2 separate regions of the Homo sapiens genome follow, and region 1 is linked to region 2. The links are chromatin contacts, found by Hi-C in ENCODE. All regions are on one chromosome and are shown on one strand. Each heading gives the region's core, a stretch centred on a gene start or an enhancer-like site at or near the end of the contact. The rest is flanking DNA. Distances are from core to core; before and after follow the strand shown.

Region 1 (3,428 bases), core at 929-3,428, 1.2 Mb after region 2:
TCTTCCTGCCTTCACACCACTCGGCCCCAAACCAATCGCCTTTGGGATATCCACAGAAGGATGCTGGGAGGCTCCTGTTCAACTTTAAGCCAGATGCTCCTAGCTCCAGGACAATTGAGGACAATGTGGTTTTCCTCTTTAGAAGCCCAGGAGAGGAGTGGGGAAATTTGGTGGTGCATGCATGTGTGGTGCACACACACACACACACATCCTACTGACATACTTAACCTGATGACATCCTGAGAAAGAAAACACCTTGAAATAAGCCCCCGAATAACTGAGTTGGCAAGACTCTTTACCTGGCATAAGTCCCCACACTCCCATAGCAAGAGACCAGGTGCTCACTCACAGCACAGGGTCACATGCTTGAACTGCCTGAGTGATAGCCCCTCTAGGGACCCTGCATACACACAGTGGGGTCCTGGCACTGCAGCAGCCACAAGGCTGTCACTGACACACACGTTTCAGTATGAGTAGGCCACAGAAAAATAAAGCTCCCTCAGTGTAACAGAGAAAGCCTCTGAGCTGTCATGGGGGAGAAGAGGCCATTCTGCTGATTTTCCTGCCATCCCCAGAGACAGTGTCACCATCCACCGGGACCTCTTTGCAGTCAGATTACAGGCTTTGGCGGGACAAGATTTGAAAAATCAAAAATAGACACAACGTGGCTAAGATGCCCTAGACAACTGCTCACCCAGAGACCTTGAGAGAGACCATATGTTGCTCCATCTTTAAGGCCAGCTAGCTGGGTCCCAAGAAGTGTGGCAGCCAGATCTAAGCAGATCCTTCATTCATTCACTCATTCATTCGCTCTGTGAATGAGGGAACAGACATGAAATGTGGACAAGGAACCATTCTTAAGAAACCCAGTCCAAAGAGGCAGGCCAAGGGGAAAAGACGTCCATTAGAGTGACAATGTCCACATCTTCACCCCAGCTCTGCATCTGGCTAGAACTTTGATAAGAGTGAGCCCCAGTTTCCCCTCCCCGCCACTGCATGTGTGGGTTCCCAGGGCTTCAAAACTCTAAATGGCTTTTAGTTCAAATGTGATACTCTGCAATCTCCCAGCCCTTCCCTAACTCCAGGCTCATTCAAACAGGCCACCCAGGCACCCAGGGCAGAGTCTGTCCGTCTGCAGACCAGCTGACCGCCTAATCTGTCTCCCTGGTTGAAAGGGCAATGGTATGCAAAGTTAGGATCAGAGGAAAGACCTAAGGCTGCGTGCACTCAGAGGACCTTGGGCTGCTGCCTGCCTCTGCATGAATCTGGGGAGAAAAGCGGCTTATAGTTTCCAGACTGAATCATGGAGGCAGTGAGCAGGGAGAACAGAGTCGCGCATTCTGCCTCTGGGAGAGGGTTCCTATGGGGAGATTCTGGGCAGTGGAGGATGCTCAGCTGAGCACCTACCATGTGAGCTGGGCACCCACGTGGGTCTCACAGAAGGTTCCTGTCCTCCTGGGCTCACAGGATACAAGCAAAGTGCAGCTCTAATTTTACCGGACCCTGCTACCGGCTGCTGTGAAAGCAGACGTTCACACACTCTTGGGCTCCTTCGGGCGGCACCACGGAAGCAACCTGTCCACACTCCTGATCCGTCGTGGGCGCCCAGACCCTTTAGGGCGGGTCAGGCGCCCGGGTGGTCTCCCGTCCAGGCCTCCCCAACCCTGGCCTGCGCCTCCAGCAAAGCCCCTGGGTTCCCCCCTAGCCTCAGTCTGGGGCGGTGAGGGTGGTGGGGAGGCGGGCAGCAGCCCCTCCCGAAGCGCCTGGCCTCCCTCGTGCTCTGCGGCGCCAGGCCCGGGCGCCGATTCCGCTGCGGTCGCCCACCCACCGCAACGCGCGGGTCCTCCCGGCGCCCAGCGCCCAACAGCCCGGGTCCGTGCGCGGACCCCCTGGGGTCTCCCTCACCCACCTTAAGGACCTGCTGCTTGATGAGCGACGGCACCATCACGATCATGACAGCGCCCAGCACAGCGCACAGTAGCCCCGCGACGCCCAGCGCCCCGGCAGCCCAGCGCGCTTTGGCGGAGCAGCCCATGTCTGCGCGCCTGGGGCCCACCCGCGGCTCGCAGGGCTCCGCGCCTGGCAGGAGACGGGGACGGCGACAGAGACGACACAGGCGGGGACTCCGGGCACGCAGGCCGCAGAGGCACGGTGGATCCGGGACGGCAGCGCACGCAGGAGCAGCCCGGCAGGTGGCCAGTGGTTTTATGCCCCATCGCCGGCGCCGCCGGACCGCCCCCGGGCAGCCTTGGGCTTCAGGATTCCGGCGGCAGGGGCGGGGCCTGAGCGGGCCCGGGGCGGGGTCGGGGCGGGGACGGGGCGGGGCGCTGATCGGACGGGCAGGGGGCGGGGCCATGGCCGCCAAGACAAGCCCCGCCATGCTGCCGCTGCCCCCACGGCCTCGCTTCCGTTTTGGGGCGGGAGCTGAGGAGGCCTCGTGGCCGCTGAGCCAAAACGTCTATGGGGCCTGGTGCCCCTCACCCTCTTGCTCCCTTCCCCTTTCTCCTACCCCTTCCCCCACCTATGTCTCCCCTCCTCCCAGCTCTCCCCTCTGAGCCCCTCACCCTTCCTTTTCCCTCCTCCTCCCTCTCCTCCTCTATCGGGACCATCATCATGGTTGGTCACTGTGAGTAGGACTTCGCCAGCCCACCCAGGAACCCCAGAGCCCTTACAACGGTCCACATGCCCCGCCACCACCTTCTAGACCCTCATCTCCGCAGTCCATCTCCAGCCTCACTGTCCCTGGAAGAAGCCCCGCAGGCTCCAGCCCCAGGGCCTCCATACACCCTGCACAGGCAATTCTGTTCTCCCAGGTATCCGCCTGGCCCTATCCTTCGTAACGCTGGTGCCACCATCACCCTATGACTGAGCACCCCCTGGCAGGTTCACGTTCATTTGCGTCCTTGCATTCTGACCATGTGCTCCAACTGGGATGCCAACCCGTGAGGCGGGCCCCCCCCCCCACGCGTCCTGAGCTCTAGAACGTGGCCTGGCAGGGAATGCCTGCTCACAGTAAATATTCTAGAATGAATGACTGAGGAGCCTTCTAGGTGCTGGCCCCTGTCCTGAGTGCTTTGCACACAATGGCTCCATTTTACAATAAGAAAACTGGGAGGTGGCTCACGCCTGTAATCCCAGCACTTTGGGAGGCCGAGGCGGGTGGACTTCATGGATCACCTGAGGTCGGGAGTTGGAGACCAGCCTGACCAACATGGCGAAACCCCGTCTCTACTAACAATACAAAATTAGCCAGGCGTAGTGGCGCATGCCTGTAATCTCAGCTACTCGGGAGGCTGAGGCAGGAGAATCGCTTGAACCCGGGAGGCGGAGGTTGTGGCGAGCCGAGATAGCGCCATTGCACTCCAGCCTGGGCAACAAGAGCGAAACTCCATCTCAAAAAAAAAAAAAAAGAAAAGAAAAAGAAAAAG
Region 2 (3,353 bases), core at 23-2,522:
ACAGACAAGATAATTTCAGATGGTGGCAGGTGCAGTGAAGGAAATAGAACAAGGATGTGACTCCAGGGACAGTCTCAAGGAAGGGGATATGTAAGCAGAGACTCGACTGGGACAGCGGTGAGGTTGCGGCCTGGGGCGGGGGGCCACTGCTTCCCGGTCAGTGTGGGGAACACACACTGGGTGCTGTGTGATTCCATCGACAGGACAAGCCTGGAGGTGGCAAATTTAGCGAGACAAAATTGTCCTGTGGTGGCCAGGCCGGGCGGGAAGGGGAGACTGCAACTGAGCAGGAGGAGTCTTGCGAGGTCGGTGGGAAATGTTTGAAAACTGGATTGGGATGCTGGCTGCACACTCCAACTTCACGAAGAAGCCTAGGATCCCTCCGGGCGGCGGATCACGCCTGTAATCCTAGCGCTTTGGGAGGCCAAGGCGGGAGGATTGCTTGAGTTCAGGAGTTCGAGACCAGCCTGGCCAACATGATGAAACCCCTTCTCTATAAACATTTTAAAAACAAATTAGCCGGGTGTGATGGCGCGCGTCTGTAATCCCAGCTCCTCCAGAGGCTGAGGTGGGAGGATCGCTTGAGCTCAGGAGGTCAAGGTTGCAGCGAGCCGAGCTCGTGCTACTGCACTCCTCCCTGGGCCACAGAGGGAAACCCTATCCATAAAAAACCAGCAGCAGGGCCGGGCGCAGTGGTTCACGCCTGTAATCCCAGCACTGCGGAGGCCGAGGCAGGCGGATCACCTGAGCTCTGGAGTTTTGAGACCAGCCTGGCCAACATGGTGAAACCCCGTCTCTATTAAAAATACAAAAAAATTAGCTGGACGCGGGTGGCGCGCGTCTGTAGTCACAGCAACTGGGGAGTCTGAGGCTGGAGAATCGCTTGAACCTGGGAGACGGAGGTTGCAGTGAGCCGAGATCGCGCTACTGCACTCCAGCCTGTGGGACTGCGTGAGATTCCGTTTCTCTCTCTCTCTCTCTCACACACACACACACACACACACGCAGCAGCACAGGGTCGTGCACTAGGAACGGGTGAGCTTCGCGGCGTGCACACTCGGCGAGACTCCTCCAGGAAAGCCGGGGAGCCGCGCGGGATTTAGCTCTGCGTCCAGTCCGGCGGAGCGCCAGCTGCAGTGGTCGTACCCGCCGGGTTCGCGCTGGTTGGCCCTGCCGCCACGTCGTGCGGCGACAACCTCGGGCGTCCATTGGTCGGCCGGCGGGGGGGGCGGGACGCGGGGGCGGAACCGGAACCGGCAGTGGCTTGGGGGCGGGACCTCGCGGACTGCTGTGGCGGCAGCTGGAGCGGCGGCCGCGGTGGCAGAACCGGGGGCGGCCGCTGCAGTCTGGAGCCCCATAGTGCGGGGCCGCGGCCAGGCCACAGGAAGAGCTCGAGGCCCGGGCCGCACCGGCTGAGTGTGCGGGCCCGCGCGGCTCGGAGCCGCCGCCGCCCATCGAGCCCCTCCGGGCGCGGGTCGGCCCGCCATGGGGTCCCTGTTCCGGAGCGAGACCATGTGCCTGGCGCAGCTCTTCCTGCAGTCGGGCACGGCCTACGAGTGCCTCAGCGCCCTGGGCGAGAAAGGCCTGGTCCAGTTCCGAGACGTGAGTGTCGCCCGGGAGACGCGGGCCGCACCTGCTCTCCTGGCGCCCCCAATCCCGCGCATCGCTGGGGCCCTCCCGCGGGGAGCACCGAGGAAGGGCGCGCCCCGTCCCCATTGTCCAGACGGGGAAGATGACACCCCAGCTCAGCGGCCAAAGCTTCCCGGAGCGCGGGGCTGACTCCAGGGTCGCCGGCCGTCTGTGTGGTCGGCGGCTGCTCTGCCCCAGTTAGTTAGGATCGCCCGTGTGGTCTTCATCAGCTCCGGGCACCGAGCTCAGCGGGAGAACAAATCCCACAAAGGCCTCTTGGAGTCCTTTTGGAACTTTACGGGGGTTAGGGGGGCGCATTAACCAAATAAATAGGTCAACCAGAAAAGGTTTGCCATAAAGAAGAAACGGGGTGATGTGAAGGTGATTCGGGCGGGAGGTGAGTGTGAAGGGATTGTCGAGGAAGCCTCCCGGAGAAGGTGATATTTCAGCTGAGACCCAAATAGAAAGGAGCCAGCCGTGGGGAAGATCTGGGGAGAGGGTCCTTGTTGGAGGGAACAGGAGGAGCCCAGACAGAGCCAGAAATGGGAAGGAGCTGGATGTCATCTGCTTGAGGAGAGGGATTTTTGTGTTTTGGTCACTGATGCTTAATGCTGTACATACCATTGTGTGTAAGGACTTAAGAACTCAGTCATTGTTTGTCGAGTGGAAGCTGTCTCCCCAACAAGTAATAATAAACATTTGTTTGTCCATTTACTTGTTTATTGTTTGTCTCCACCAAGGACTGTCAACCTCTGAGAGTAAGTACCTTAACGCAGTCCTTGGCAGTCATTGGCATCGATAGGCATTTGTTGAATGAACAGACAAGCTTTTCTTGACTGCCCGCTATGTTCAGGCACTGTTTTTGGTGCTGGAGACTCGGTGGTGAGCAAGGCAGACACAGTCCCTGTGTTCCTGGAGCTTCCAGTGTGGGAGGAGACAGATTAAACACACTCTGATTATGAGCTGTGATAAGTGCTAAGAAGGCAAAGAACAGGGTGTGGAAGGGAGACCGTGAAGCAAGTACTTACTGACTGAATTGAAATCCACTCAGGCGAACATTTTATTTCCTGGCCACCACTTTCATCTCCTGACTGTTTCCCTTAATCTTCCTAAGGTGTCCTTAATTTCAAAAGGGATCAGCCCTACCCGAGATCTGATATCCATTGATATCAGATATCTAATACCAGATCAGCCCCATAAGGCAGTTGCAAAGTCATGGAGAGACTCCTGAGTGACAGGCGAGGGTGCAGGTAAGATGCAGGGCGGTTCCTGGTTCCTGGAGCCACTTCTGCAGTTGTACCCATTCACCTGATGGATGCTGCGCTGAGCTGTGAATAGCACCCAAAACATTCAGGCAACAGCTGCAGGTGCAGCAGGCTCCTACATTTGTAACAGGTAGATGTTTTCCTTCCGGTTAGTACTCAAGCCAAGACACTTATCACACTTCAGTCTTACAGGTTTGAGCAAACGTACTAATCACTATGAAGGTTCCAGTTTCAATAAGCGCCACTACCTCCAGTCATAGAGTGTACCTGGGATCCTTTTCAACTGAATGTCAGTGAAAGGAGAAGAAAGTGCTGTTCATCTTTTTCCAGAAGGAAGTAAAACTAAGGTTGCTGCGATGAGCTCTTGTGTGGTGCTAGGTTTTCAGTGTGTCTTCAGCCTGAGTTTCCTACTGACTTTGTGGTGACCAGATGGGATCACTGTTAGTAACCCTTGCAAGG

The links. Hi-C counts contacts between places; a loop is a spot of excess contacts on that map. Pooled maps may share reads with other maps.
Region 1: a loop to region 2 is called in a pooled map, with 9 times the contacts of the local background. The contact joins the promoter of SCARB1 here to the promoter of ATP6V0A2 in region 2. A Hi-C loop is called at or near these places in 6 of 50 pooled maps.

What each region holds. Positions count from the first base shown.
Region 1 is chr12:124,861,686-124,865,113 of GRCh38, forward strand. It overlaps SCARB1 (scavenger receptor class B member 1), which reads right to left and starts at 2,179. Exons shown (of 13, transcript NM_005505.5): 1 at 1,910-2,179. The coding sequence starts at 2,035. LOC105370050 (a long non-coding RNA gene) reads left to right here and starts at 2,377. Exons shown (of 3, transcript XR_945488.3): 1 at 2,377-3,428. RefSeq lists enhancers at 7-533, 2,627-2,826 and silencers at 357-486, 1,717-2,396.
Region 2 is chr12:123,711,081-123,714,433 of GRCh38, forward strand. ATP6V0A2 (ATPase H+ transporting V0 subunit a2) reads left to right here and starts at 1,273. Exons shown (of 20, transcript NM_012463.4): 1 at 1,273-1,602. The coding sequence starts at 1,486. It overlaps LOC105370042 (a long non-coding RNA gene), which reads right to left. Exons shown (of 3, transcript XR_945477.4): 3 at 1,686-3,353. RefSeq lists a silencer at 1,098-1,647.